Linked DNA regions of Mus musculus: region 2 is linked to region 1. Evidence: chromatin contacts called from ENCODE Hi-C or POLR2A ChIA-PET data. All regions are on one chromosome and are shown on one strand. The core of a region is the stretch at or near the end of the contact, and the rest is flanking DNA. Distances in the headings are between cores, read along the strand shown.

Evidence for each region. A loop is a pair of places that touch in the nucleus more often than their neighbours do. ChIA-PET counts read pairs that join two places held with the same protein, here RNA polymerase II (POLR2A).
Region 2: a loop to region 1 is called in a map of left cerebral cortex, with 4 times the contacts of the local background. The contact joins the promoter of Atxn2l here to the promoter of Rabep2 in region 1. A Hi-C loop is called at or near these places in 1 of 37 maps with a recorded cell type or tissue (left cerebral cortex). POLR2A ChIA-PET finds 5 or more read pairs at or near these places in 3 of 5 experiments (Patski and embryonic stem cell).

The regions. Positions count from the first base shown.
Region 1 is chr7:126,423,696-126,430,848 of GRCm38, reverse strand. It overlaps Rabep2 (rabaptin, RAB GTPase binding effector protein 2), which reads right to left and starts at 2,082. Exons shown (of 13, transcript NM_030566.2): 1 at 1,693-2,082; 2 at 1,064-1,273. The coding sequence starts at 1,717.
Region 2 is chr7:126,498,484-126,504,802 of GRCm38, reverse strand. It overlaps Atxn2l (ataxin 2-like), which reads left to right and starts at 1,366. Exons shown (of 22, transcript NM_001361487.1): 1 at 1,366-1,903; 2 at 3,345-3,381; 3 at 3,491-3,547; 4 at 3,629-3,700; 5 at 3,930-4,080; 6 at 4,550-4,674; 7 at 5,562-5,653. The coding sequence starts at 1,611. It overlaps 4930456A14Rik (a long non-coding RNA gene), which reads right to left and starts at 2,369. Exons shown (of 3, transcript XR_869939.3): 1 at 2,204-2,369.

The DNA.
Region 1 (7,153 bases), core at 833-3,332:
TAGAGTATTTAGCTCTGTCTCTGGCATATGGTAAGTGTTCAATAGAGAGCAGTCACTGTTACAACTTAGGCTATTCCTTTTTCTCTTGTGTGTGCACACTCACATAAGCCAGAGTCAGTATCAGGTGTCTTCCTTACTTGCTCCAACTTATTTTTTCCAATAAGGTATCTTTTTTTTTTTTTTTTTTTTTTTTTTTTTTTTTTTGAGACAGGGTTTCTCTGTATAGCCCTGGCTGTCCTGGACCCAATAAGGTATCTTATTGACTTTGGAGCGCTCTGTCTTGGCTGGCCAGCAAGCTATTGGGGATATGCCAATCTCCAACCTTCAGAGCTGGGATTACAGATAAAACTCCCAGGCCTGGTAGGATGGGAAGGGAATTTCAGGCCCTTTACTATGGAATCCAAGGTCAAGGGCAGACCATAGAGGGAGATCTGAGGGGCTGGAGCAGCAGTCCAATAGAGCATGCCATAGTAATACTACTGCCAGGAAACAGAGTAGGGGCAGGTCTGACATCCTTGAGGACACTCTAACCTCTGCCCAGAGGAGAACAGGAAAAGGCAGAGGACCTGGGACCAAGAAAGCTGGTGTCTCCCAATCCACAGAGGCCATGAGACAGAGGGGGAGAAGGAAGGAGATGCATGTATTTGTGTAGGGTGCTGTAGGGATACCTGGGAAGGAAGGGAAATCATAGGACTAAGCTCAGAGACAACAGGCTGAGTTTCGAGCCTCGAGGCCCAGAGGAAAATGAGGGTGGTTCAGAGAAATGCGAAGTTTCTGGCTCGTATTCTGGGCTGATCTTATGTCAGCAAGAACAAGAAATGATACCCATGGGTATCATGGGTAAAGATGATTGCTACACTTAGCTGTGACTGACAAGAGTTGCTGACAACACTTGTGGTGTTTCTCTGCAAAATAGAAAGGGGCACTCAGGTTCTGGGACACAGTCTTTTCTCTGTTGAGCTACCTGAAGCTCATCTGAAGCCCTCCTCGCCCTGCATTCCCTGCTAGAGGGGCGCAGGCAGACAGGCTGTCGGGTGGGTTGTGTTGGGAGCGGGTGCCTCACCTTTCAGGATGGCCTGCAGGGAGGCCACCTCCTCTTGGCACTGTCTCTGCACTGCAGCCACTGCCTCCGCCTTGGTGCTCTCGCTCACCTCAGCTACAGCCTTCATGGTTTCCATTTCTGCCAGGGCACCGGCCAGTTCGGCACGAAGCCGACTGAGCTCACTTGACTCGGATGCATCCTTTTGCTTCTCTTGGGGCTGGGGATCCAGCGCTGTGGGGAGCGGGGAGTGGGGGGGACAGTGACCAAGATTTATTCCCACGGCTTGCCGATCTCCTAACACCTCAGGCCACCCAGCAGTCCAGTAACCCAGTCCTACTCTCCATCTACAAGGACCTCATCCCATTCCCCTGGTCCTGCCCCTCCCGGAGTCCCAACTAACTTGGCTCGACCGTCCAATCCCTTCCAGTGGCCCCGCCTCGCCCCCTTACCTGCCCCACCCACAGACACACCCACCGTGTAGGCCACGCCCACCCCGGTGGGCGCTGTGCCCCGCCCCCTTCCCGAGCCTCCGCGCTGGCCGGCTGCCGCCAGCAGTCGCATTCGGCTCCGCCCCCAGCCCCCTGCTCCCCACGTGCGCAGCGGCGCAACTCCCGCACCGATTCCTGGCCGCCGGTGCCCCCGATTCTCACCTAGGGTTGCTGGCGCAGCTGCCATCGTCTCAGCCCAAACGGCGGATTCCCGCACTCACTGGTGATGGCACTCCCGCTTCCGGGTCCGCTCGGCTGTTTCCGGATCCGCTCGGCTGTTTCCGGATCGGCTCTGCAGGGGCCGCGGGGGGTGGGAGGGCGGGATGGTCAAGAGACGCCGACTGCACTCGAGTGGACGCGCGGCCTGGATCCCGCCTTTCTTGCAGCCTCGTGGGACCGCCCCCGCGCTCCCGCGCTCCCTGGAAGCTCCGAGGGCTTCGGGTCTGCGGTAGTCTTCTCTGGTGCTGAGGATCTGCTGAGGCTCCACTCGAGGCCACCTCCTGGAACGCCTGGTCTTAGTCCTAGAGGACGCTGCGCGCGGCCTCCTCCTTCCCTCCGCCCGGCCGCCCTTCCGCCGTAACCCGACTCGCGTTACTGCGAAGTGTGCCCGGCCCGCCCAGCATCTCCGCCCCGCGGGCCAGGGCTGGGTTGGCGTTCTGAAGCTTGGCGCAGTCAGTGGCAGAGGTGCGAAATCTACGTGTCTCCAATCCCATTTTCATATGGCTTCCTGCAAATCTCTTTCTCCACTCCCAGGGCTGTAAATCTTTCAGCCTGGGTCTGGGTCAATCTCTCATTATGTATGACCTCTCGCTTTGGAGAGTCACAGCAATTCAAACAAGTACAGAGCCTGGGTCCCCCTGCCTCCAAACCGGTTTTCTATAAAAGACTTTGAACCTGGAAGTCCTTGATTCTTTGTGGTCTCCTTGGAATGCACACCAGTGTACTTATACCAGGATGCCTTCCTCATTTCTCCAGCACTAACACCCAATCGTAGTACCCATCACGCCTGAACTAGCAAGATAACCCTTATCTCCTCCTCCTATGTGCCTACTGGTGGGCTTTTAGTGTTAGAGGGAGCCCACTACAGATTATCCCCAGACAGCCTGTGGTGGTTTGAAAATGCTTGGCCCAGGGAGTGGCACTATTTGGAGGTGTGGTTTTGTTGGAGTGGGTATGGCCTTCTTGGAGAAAGTATGTCACTGTGGGTGTGGGTTTTAAGACTCCCTCCCGACCCCCACCCCCGGCTGCCTGGGAGCCAGTCTTCTGTCTTCAGAACAAAATGTTGAACTCTCAGCTCCTTCTGCATAATGTCTGCTTGGATGCTGATATGATCCTGCCTTGAAAAATCTCATGAAAGAGATTTATTGGAGGGTCCTGGGTGTGAAGAACAAATCCAGGGGTGGCTGCCCTCTGTTCCCAGGAGCAGACAGCACGGAATTAAATAGAGGGCAGAGCTTAGATAGGATTTCTTAGGGGTGGAGCTTTTCAGGGCAGAGAGTTCCAGATTAAGGATTGGTGGGATTTCAAGTCCTGACTTTGGGGAGCTCAGGGATTGGTGGGGTTTTGCGGGAAGCCCAGAGATTGGTGGGTTTCCCTGCTTAAGGATTGTTGACTCCCCCCCCCCCCCCCCCCGCCTTCCTTTTTTCCTGCATCTAGGCTATGGGTTAAGGTAGGAAGTCCTTCCTGGCCACAGCCGGCTTTTACTGAGGCACCACCTCTGTAGGGCCGCTGGCGAGGCTGGAGAGCTCCTGCTGTAGTAATTCACCAAGAGTGTAGGCCGAGGCAGGAAAGGCGTTACCACCGTGGACAGCTCCTGCTGAGGTGGGGGCGGGGGTAAGGAAATGCATCCGAGTGGACAGCTCCTGTGATGGCTGCAGGCTGAGAAGGCCTCCTCCCTGCCACCATTTTGACAGGAGCTGGCATTTTTGATAGCTTCTGCGAGGGCATTTTATTGTGGCTGGGGTTGACTGCCGCTTTGACATCTTTTGCGGGATGCCATTGAGGGACTACATTGTGGGTAAAAGTATTTGCTGTGGGAGCCCGATGACATCGTTTACAGCTTCAGCACCCACAGCAAAGCAGATTTCCTCTTGGTTACAGGCTAGCCTTGTAGAGGAATTTTAATCCAGCAACCTGGCTGCTCTGGCAAGGAATCACATCCAAAGATCTAGGTGTAAGTTTTATTCTATTTTTTTTTCTGTATATTCAGCGACTTTTAGTGGTTTCTTCATACACTCTTCTCCTGGCTCCTTACAATATCTTCTCAGCCGGGCATGGTGGCGCATGCCTTTAATCCCAGCACTCGGGAGGCAGAGGCAGGCGGATTTCTGAGTTCGAGGCCAGCCTGGTCTACAGAGTGAGTTCCAGGACAGCCAGAGCTATACAGAGAAACCCTGTCTCGGAAAAAAAACAAAACAAAAAACAAAAACAACAACAATATCTTCTCTGTTCAGCTCTGCTTCTCCTGTCTCAGCTGTCACCAGCTATCTTCTCACTTAGCTCTCTGACCCTATTTGTCTGCCTACTGGAAGCTTCTCTCTACTATCTCTGAATCCTATTCCTGAACCCTACTCCAAGCTCTCAGCCCTGCTGGATTTCTATGACCTCTCTTGTTCCCAGAATTCTAAGAGGCAACTGACACTGAAGGGCAGAGAGTCCTTTAAAGGGTCAGGCACATAAATCATGCTACACCTAGGTCTGTGTGATCTGACTGGAATGACACACCTTTAATCCCTCAGGCTGGAATACAGATATACCCTTAGTATACACCTTTAATCCCTAACAATGCAGAGAAAGTTTGAAGAAGGGAGCAGCCATGTTTGGAAGTGACATCTAATTGAGAGGTAAGTGGTGAATCAGAGAAAGATTTGACAGAATGAGTCAGAGATATGATATGCCTAACTCTCACCAGAACAGCCCAGGGAAGAGAGCAGAGTTGAATTGGTTCTATGCGTGCAGTAGAGTTCAGGCAATGCAGTTGAATTCAGTTGAGTTGAATTTAGTGCAGTTGGTGCAGTTCAGTTGAATGTAGTTGAGTTTGTGCAGTTCCATTCAGTTTGTGTGGTCAGTGAAGTTCAGTTTGTGGAATTCAGAGACAGTTTTTCCAAGCAATTATGTCAGAAGCCAAGAGAAGCCAGACTGAATCAGTCAGACTGTTCAAAGGCTCCAAGCCCAGGCCCAGGGATACTTAGAACAGAGAAAGAAACACTCTGGCTCAGCCCAAGGAGTATATATAGGCACAGCTTGGATATGACTCTCATCTCATCCCTTCATCTGAGGAGATGAAAGTTACTTTTACAAGCCTGATCTACATTACAAGTATTCCAGGCCAGTCAGAGCTAAGTAAGTCACTGTCTCAAAAAAATAAAACCATTAGTTTCCTTTTAAAGGAAATATGTCAGCAGTTGCAGTGGTGTAGGAATGTAAGATCCCACTGGGAAGGCTGAAGCAGAAGAAGTGGAAATTCTGGTCTAGCCTTAGTTACATAGCAAGACCCTGCCTCAAAAACAACCCCCCTCCCAAACCCAGATGCTTAGTAGCTCAGGTCTGTAAGTCTAGGACTTGGAAGATGGTGGCAGGAGAATCAAGATTCTAAGGGCATCATGAACTGCATAGGGAGTTTGAGGCCAGCCTGAGTAACATAAGACTCTTGAAAGATAGAAAGAAAGAAAGAAAGAAAGAAAGAAAGAAAGAAAGAAAGAAAGAAAGAAAGAAAGAACAAAAAGTTTAACAACAAAAAAACACCAAACAACAACAACAACAACAAAAAAAACCAGTCTTTTGCCTTATTTCAACAATCTAAGGACTTGGTAGATGGAGGCAGGAGGATTGCTGTGTTTGAAGCTATCTTGGGCTATATAGTGAGTTCTAAAACAGTCTGAGCTATAGGGTAAAACCCTATCCCAAAGTGTTAAAAAAACAAAACAAAAAACCCTAAGACCATACCACCACCAAAACCAAACAGAACCTACAACTATGTCGTGCAGAATTAAGTCTAGCACTTGGGAGGTAGAGAGGAGGATGAGCCAGAAGTTCAAAGTCACCCTCAACAAAATAGCAAGTTTGAGGCTAATATAAACTGCATGGAACTGTATTTTAAAAACAATACAAGAGGGAAGCAGTTAGGCTGTGTTCATTTCTTCCTCTTCACCTCCAACTCCATTCTCCCAGTCTCAGCCCTTGCTCCGTAGCAGAGTACCTGCTGTGGCCTTTCCTAACTCTGTCTCCCATTGCCAGAAGAATCAGCAAATCCTGGTGGAACACCCCACTTTCCTCCCTCTTATGTACCCACTAAAACCCCCCACCTCTTAGCCCATCTCCAGTGGCAAGTGTTAGGTCCTAATACATAGAAATACATTTTACTTGAATCCCCCAGTGGCCACACTTAGCCGGATCCCAGAAAAATTTCCTACCAGCAACAACACAGATACACAACCTTCTAAGAACCAGAAGGAACAACAGAAACCAAGGAATAAAATAGCCCCCCCAACAAAGACAAGGCCAGATACCAGTGTCTAGAATCACAGTTTTCTCAAGCCTAAATGCCTAGACATGATCATAAAACACAGTAACGGTCAGGGCAATCTGTCTCCACTAGAGCCCAGCAGGTCTAGCACAGTGGGCTCAGAAAAATGGCGACACAACTGAAGCACAAGAGAAAGACCTTACAGTAGCCTTTATAAGTATGCTGGCGATTCTCAGAAGAAACGGGTAAATCCCTTAAAGAAACCTATGAAAACACAACCAACTGTGGAAGGAAACAAACAAAACAGTTCAAAACCTGAAAGTGGAAGTGCGATCAATAAAGAAAACTCAAACTCAGGGAAATCAGGAAATGAAAATGTAGGGGCTTGAACAGGAAAGCTTCACTGACAGAATACAAGAGCTGGAGAGAGGACTGTAAGGCTGGAACCCCTGCTCATCCCCTGCACAAGCTGGGAAACCCCATCTGCCCTTCTTCCCCCACCCCCACCCACACAGAGGAAATGCCCTCGTCTGCTTGGAAAACTACTTTGGGCTAACATGTCTGTATTTCTGGCAACCCACCCAAGAGTTACTGCCCAGGTGCTCGGTTTTGACCACGTATGGCTCAGTTCCCAGTTCCTAGCTGGCACGTCATCACTCCTTGCCTAAATTTTATAAAACCCCCTTGCTTTCGCCATGATGTGTGATGTCACTGACCTCCACCTGTGAGATCAGGTATGCCACCTAGAGCTGCCTCCTAATAAACCTGCCAGAAAGGTAGAGCCAGTCATATGATGGGTGTAATGCCAGGATTAATTGGGGAGTTATAGAATTTAGGGAATGTCTCTATATATTAAGGGGATTTACTTTGATGACTTACAGTCTGTAGTCCAACTAACCCAACAATGGGCAGCTGTGGGTGGGAAATAGTAGCTCAGTCCCATGAGGCTAGTTATTTGAAATGGTCTTCTGTAGAAGTAGGTTCCAATAGATGTTCTGACAAGTAAGTGAAAGCAGTGGAAGAAGAGTGAGTCTTGGGCTGGTGAGATGGCTCAATGGGTAAGAGCAATAACTGCTCTTCCGAAGGTCCTGAGTTCAAATCCCAGCAACCACATGGCCTAGCACAGTAATGAGATCTGATGCCCTCTCCTGGTACATC
Region 2 (6,319 bases), core at 117-2,616, 75 kb before region 1:
ACTGGCCTCAGACTAAATATTTGAGGATGACTTTAAATTAATTCCATTTTTCCGCTTATGATGGGTTATTAATCTGAAGTGTAGATTTGGACTCATCTGTACTGCTATATTCAATTTCTTAGTGTCTACCCAATCCTAGATTTAATTTTTGGATTATGTTATCAATAAAGGGATTTTAGGTTAACATTCCATGACAAAGTCTGGCTGTGCTGATTTATGTCTGAATCATAGCACTCAGAAGGCAGACAGATCTCTGTGAGTTTTAAGACCACCATGGTATACACAAGGAGTTAAAAGCCAGCTACAGCTATAGAGTGAGGATTTCAGGCTCCAATCAAGCTCCATTTTTTCGTATGTCCTGTCAGATCCATTTCGTCTGTATAGAAATCCATTTTCCTGCCCTCTGTGTTTTACCAAGTACCTTTGCTCAAATTATATAAATCTTCCACTAGCTTGAGCTTTGAGTGGCTTAGTTACCCAAAGCATGGACTTTTCCATCAACTTTTCCTTTTGAAACAGGGTCTGCCCAGCTGACCTGATATTTATTATACAATGCAGGATAGCCTCAAACTTTTGATCCTCCTACCTTCCCTTCCTAGTACTGGAATTAAAGTTCTGAAGCACCATAGCTGCCCTAATTTTGAATGAGGGCTGCCTTAATAGGCAAGCACTATACCACGGTTTTCTAACCGTGTCTTGCTATGCAGCTGGATTCTGTAATATACTCTTAGTCAGTCTGGCTTTCAGACGGCTTGTATTGCTACTGTTCAGGGGGTCGCTCTCCCTGAAAGAATCACTGAATTTCAATTTAGAATTGGGCACATTTGTTGGGATGCACATATGCTCAGAATAGTCATTCTGACGCTCATTAATATTTTAAAGCAGTTAAGATGGAGAGCAGCACCTTTAAAAACCCACCTGCCTTAAGTTACCTGTACTAGGTTTTTCCAGTCCTAGGGATTTTTTTTTTTCTCTTGCTCCCGAGACTCCGCCCACCGGTCACCCAGTGGCGGAAGAACCTCACGCTACGACGTGACACCTCACACCACCGCGGAGACTTTCTGACGTTACGCTGGCGGCGTGGGAGGGGCGGGTCCGCCGGCACTTCCCCTTCCCGGCTTTGGCCCCGCCCACCCTCGTTGTGAAGCAACCGCGGCCGCCAGCATTTAAGGTGGCTCAGAACCTAGAGGTGCGCTAAGCGCCTGCGCGGCTCCTTTTCCGCCCCAGGGGCTAGGCCGGTCGGAGCCACGGCTCGAGCCTCTCCTCTGTTCCGGAACTAACCGCCTGGCGGCGCTCCCCGCGCCCCTCCCCCGCCGGCGCTTCCGCCCGCGCTCCTCCCTCTCCTTCTCCAGCGACGCGCACGCGCGCCAGGCCGGCTCGCGCCCTCTCGCTGTCCACCGGCCCGCGAGATCCCCCCTCCCCTTCCGCCTCGCGGCGCTTCCTCGCGCCGCCGTCTTCTCGATCCACCCCTGACACCGCGGGGCTCCCCCCGCCCGCCAACGGCGGGTCCCCTGCTTGGCGATCTCTTTCGCTTCCCGCGCTCTCCAGCAGGGGCCCGGCCCCAGGCCCTCTTTCCCTTCCCTCTTATTTCTCTTCCGGACGCTGCCATCATGTTGAAGCCTCAGCCGCCACAACAGACCTCCCAACCCCAGCAGCCGCCCCCCACGCAACAGGCCGTGGCTCGCCGGTCTCCCGGCGGGACCAGCCCTCCCAACGGCGGCCTCCCGGGACCGCTGACCGCCACCGCGGCTCCCCCGGGGCCTCCCGCAGCGGTCTCTCCGTGCCTGGGGCCTGCAGCCGCTGCCGGCAGCGGACTTCGCCGCGGAGCCGAAAGCATCTTAGCGGCGTCAGCGCCGCCGCAGCATCAAGAAAGGCCAGGGGCAGTGGCTATCGGCAGCGTCAGGTGAGGACGGGGCTTCCTGGCTAGGGAGAGCCCGGGAGGCAGCGCCCCGGCTTGGAGCTGTTGAGGGGGCTCTTGGGGGCCCAGGACCCCGTGAAGGAGGGGGTGGACCCTCGTGCCAACAGGTCGGAGAGAAAGCTCTCCGGGAGGTCTCCAGGAGCCTGGGGGCAGCGCTCGGCTCTCTGGGCCTAGTCACCTCTTGGGGGTCTGGGCCCTGAGGGGAGGCGGGGCGCATCCCGCCAGCTCCGTCGGCAAAGGGTGTTGGGGGGGTTGAGGAGGTGATGGGGTCCCTAGCTCCATTACCACGAAGGATCTCGCGGTCCCCGGCTTCAGCCAATGGGGAGTCAGCTGCATGAAGGGGTCCCCGACTGTAGCCAATGGGGGGGGGGCGCGCGGCCCACAGTTTGGCCAATGGGGAGGGAGGGACTTGGGAGCGGATTGTTCCCTCCTCTTCCCGGTGTAGCCAGTGAGAGGGGGACGGGGTGGGCGGGGGCGCGGAAGCAGCGGCTACTGGGAAGACTGCGGGCTGGGAAGCTCCTGCGCGCGCGCTCCCCGGGCGTACGTGCGCGCGGATGCTGTCTTATGACTCGGGCATTGGCTTGCCCCGGTAACACGTAGAGCAGAGGCGGAGGAGGGAGGGGTTATTTGGAGGGTTTAGGGGCGTTTGGTGTCGGTGAGTGGGGAGTGGGTGCCCTCGGTTTTTCTCGGTGTGTCAATGCGATAGAAAGAGGCACTGGACGCAGGCGCAGTGGCTTCTGTTCTAGAGCGGGTGGTGGAGCGCGATGGGCTGTAGTGCGCAGGCGCAGACCGGGCGAGGCATCCCGGTGGATGGTTTTTGCGGCTGCGCGGTCCCCCAGCCCAGCCAACGGCCCCCTCCTCGCCCTCCTCAACTGCCGGTTACATCAGCCGTCGAGGAGCTGTGTTACCTGGCGTTTGGGGATCCCTTCAGAGTGGGTAACAGGCTGAATGAAAATAATGAGGGCGAAAGGGTGGGGTGTGGAGAATATACTTCTCCTGGGATTTGGAATCCAAGGCTCCTGAAAGCTTTTTTTCCTTTGGGAGGTAATGTGTCTAAGCTCAGAGGTGCTGCGTTTGGGATGCCCGGGCTTTCGCCTTCACAGCTGAAGTGTGCTGTTGGTTTAATACTATAGCAGTGGTTTATCGGAAGAGTGAAGGACTGTCCCTTAGAGGAAGTCAGGTTGTATTGCACTGACTGTTAGGAACATTTGACAGCTATTGTTTATTGAATATTTTGTTGACTTTTTTAAAATCTTGAATTCGGAGAAAATGTTTTAGCAGTTAATGCCTACTTTCTTCTTTAATGTGAGAACTTGAAAAGTCTTGCTTGTTAATCAGTCTATAGCCTAAATCAGCAAGTTGACCTGGTACATTGGTCTAGGGTTCACTACTAATTAAAACTATTTCTCTCTTTCTTTTTTAATAGGGGACAGACCACCGGAAAGGGACCCCCACAGTCACCCGTGAGTGCCTTCTTTTCCTCCTGTAAAGACACTCGGAAGACAGACAGTGTGGGACAATCTGAGAAGAGAGTATTCACCTGCTGCCCTTTACTTTTTTCTCGTGTGACAGGTGTTTGAAGGTGTCTATAACAATTCCAGGATGCTGCATTTCCTGACAGCTGTAGTGGTAAGTAACAGCTTTAACCTGGGTGTCTGAGGAATATGCTGTTTCAGTTTCTTAAAATGACTAAATGGTTCACCTTGCTAGGGTTCTACTTGTGACGTAAAGGTGAAAAATGGCACCACTTACGAGGGCATTTTCAAGACTCTGAGCTCAAAGGTCAGTGTACTCAAATTAGGAATTTCTGAAGCTGTGAAGGAGAGTGAGATTGAGAGTGTGTGTTGGGTGACAGCGGGCAGTTTTGAGGCTTTTGCTAAGTTCTCTGGTTGACATTGGGAAATACAGAGTGACATGGGCATTTGACGTTGAAAGACTAGAAAGCTTTAAGAGCGAATCCATCTTCTCCCTCTGATACTGACCCTGCCATGTTGGACTGGGGCTTTTGTAGTTTGAACTGGCAGTTGACGCGGTGCATCGGAAAGCATCTGAGCCAGCAGGTGGGCCTCGCCGGGAAGACATTGTGGACACCATGGTGTTTAAACCAAGCGACGTTCTGCTTGTCCACTTCCGAAATGTTGACTTCAATTATGCTACTAAAGGTATCGCTCTGAACTGTTGTGTCAAGAAGCTGACGAGAGCTAGCCCGCAGGTTGAACACGTTGACTTGATTTACTTTTCAGTAGAGGTGACTTGAGTTCTTGAGCACATAGCTTGATGCCTGATAGAGTCGAGTGAATGTGTCTAGCGGTGTAGGTACTCCTTTTTTCATGTTTTCAAGTTTAGCTTTTAGATTAGATTGGGGCTTTGTTTTTCTGTTGAGGAAGGAAGGGTCTTTGTATATATGGCTAGCCTCCTTAGACTGGCAGAGATCAAATTGCCTCTGCTTCTGAGTGCTCGCATTACCAGCATTCACCACCCCATCTAGATAGACCTGTTTCAATAGTTCTCCCTGCTCCCATAAACTAAATCTGGTGTTTCTTAGTTTCATTTTGTTAAACTGCATGGGGTGGGGAGTAAGGATGAGAAGTGGGCCCATCACCTGACTCTGTTGCTCCCCTCTGCCAACAGATAAGTTCACTGACTCAGCCATTGCCATGAACTCTAAGGTGAATGGAGAACACAAAGAGAAGGTGCTTCAACGTTGGGAGGGCGGTGACAGCAACAGTGACGACTACGATCTGGAATCCGATATGGTATGTTCTCCCTTCCTGAGAACAGGCGGGCTGAGTTGTGGTCAACATGGGTTGCTGATGTGGACGTTCATTATTTTCTGTTGGGCTATGTTTGTTCACTTTTGTTTTGAGGTTGTTCTTGGTCAGTTTTCCCATCCTCTGCATTGAAAACCATTAAAGTTTCTCCGTGGCAGCACTTGTAATTGTAGTAAAAAGTATAAGGTGGGCATAGTATAACCCATACCTCTAATCCAGCCTTGGGGAAGTTGTAGCAGAAGAATTGTGAAGTCCTGGACAATCTGGGCTACATAACAAAAAGTCTTTAAAGAAAAGCAGAGGAGAGAAATGGAGGTGTATAGGAGGACTATTGTATATATCCATGCTTCTTCATTCTGTTTCTTCGATGAGCTTAGAGTTCTAAATTAGTCTGACAAGGTGGGTCAGATAAAGGTGCTTGCCACCAAGCCAAGTGGTGAAAAGGAACAGATTCTCGCAGATCGTCCTCAGACTTTCACATACCTACAATCCCACAGGAACAGGTCCACATTACGGATGGTTGTGAGCCGCCACCATGTGGTTGTTAGGATTTGAACTCAGGACCTTCAGAAGAGCAGTCAGTCTCTTAATCACTGAGCCATCTCTCCAGCCCCCCGAGGGTTTTTTATTTTTATTTTTTATTTATTTTTAAGCCAACGCATGTATATAGAGAGCCATGATAGCACCTGTAATTGCAGAGTTTAGAATGTGGAAACAGGAGGATCATTTCTCATAAACAAATCTTGTCACTGAATGCATGTCAGTGTGTATAGTTTGTACAGGAGTTGAAGTTTTTAACATGGTGGAGAGGAAATGGCATGCCATTTTTCCTTTTTTTTGCTGAGTTTTAAACATTCTTTGTGTTCTCTTAGTCTAATGGATGGGATCCCAATGAGATGTTCAAATTTAATGAGGAGAACTATGGAGTGAAGACCACCTATGACAGCAGTCTATCTTCTTACACGTAAGCATTTTGGAAGTTTGAGGGTGGTGAAGTTGGGTGGCTGGTGTGTAGAGCTTGTGTGGGGGCTTACTGTTTATTTAGTAAGGCAGATCTCTGAATGAAACAGTTGTTGCCTAGTGTTTTTCTTGGTTTGTAAGTAGTATTCCCTCCTGGTTTGCCTGTTGAGTTGCTTTCTTGTGAATAGAAACAACTTTTGTTAATCTGGGAATGTGGCTCAGTCGTCAAGTACATGCTATATGAGCATCAGGACCTGAGCTCTGTCCTCAACAAGCCTTTAAAAAGATGAATGTGGCCGGGCGTGGTGGCGCACACCTTTAATCCCAGCACTCGGGAGGCAGAGGCAGGTGGATTTCTGAGTTCGAGGCCAGCCTGGTCTACAAAGTGAGTTCCAGGACAGCCAGGGCTACACAGAGAAACCCTGTCTCAAAAAAAACAAAAACAAACAAACAAACAAAAGATGAGTGTGATGGTCAACCTTTTGTAGTTCTCCTGCCGGAAAAGCGAAAACCAGCTGGGTGGGGGTGTGCTTGCTGCTGGCCAGCCTGACCTAATCTGGGCCCACAAAGTATCAGAATCAGAACATACCTGGTGCTTTGCCTAGGATTTATCAGCTGTCTTGACTATATACTGAATTGGGGATAAATTCAGTAGTGTAGCACTTGTTTG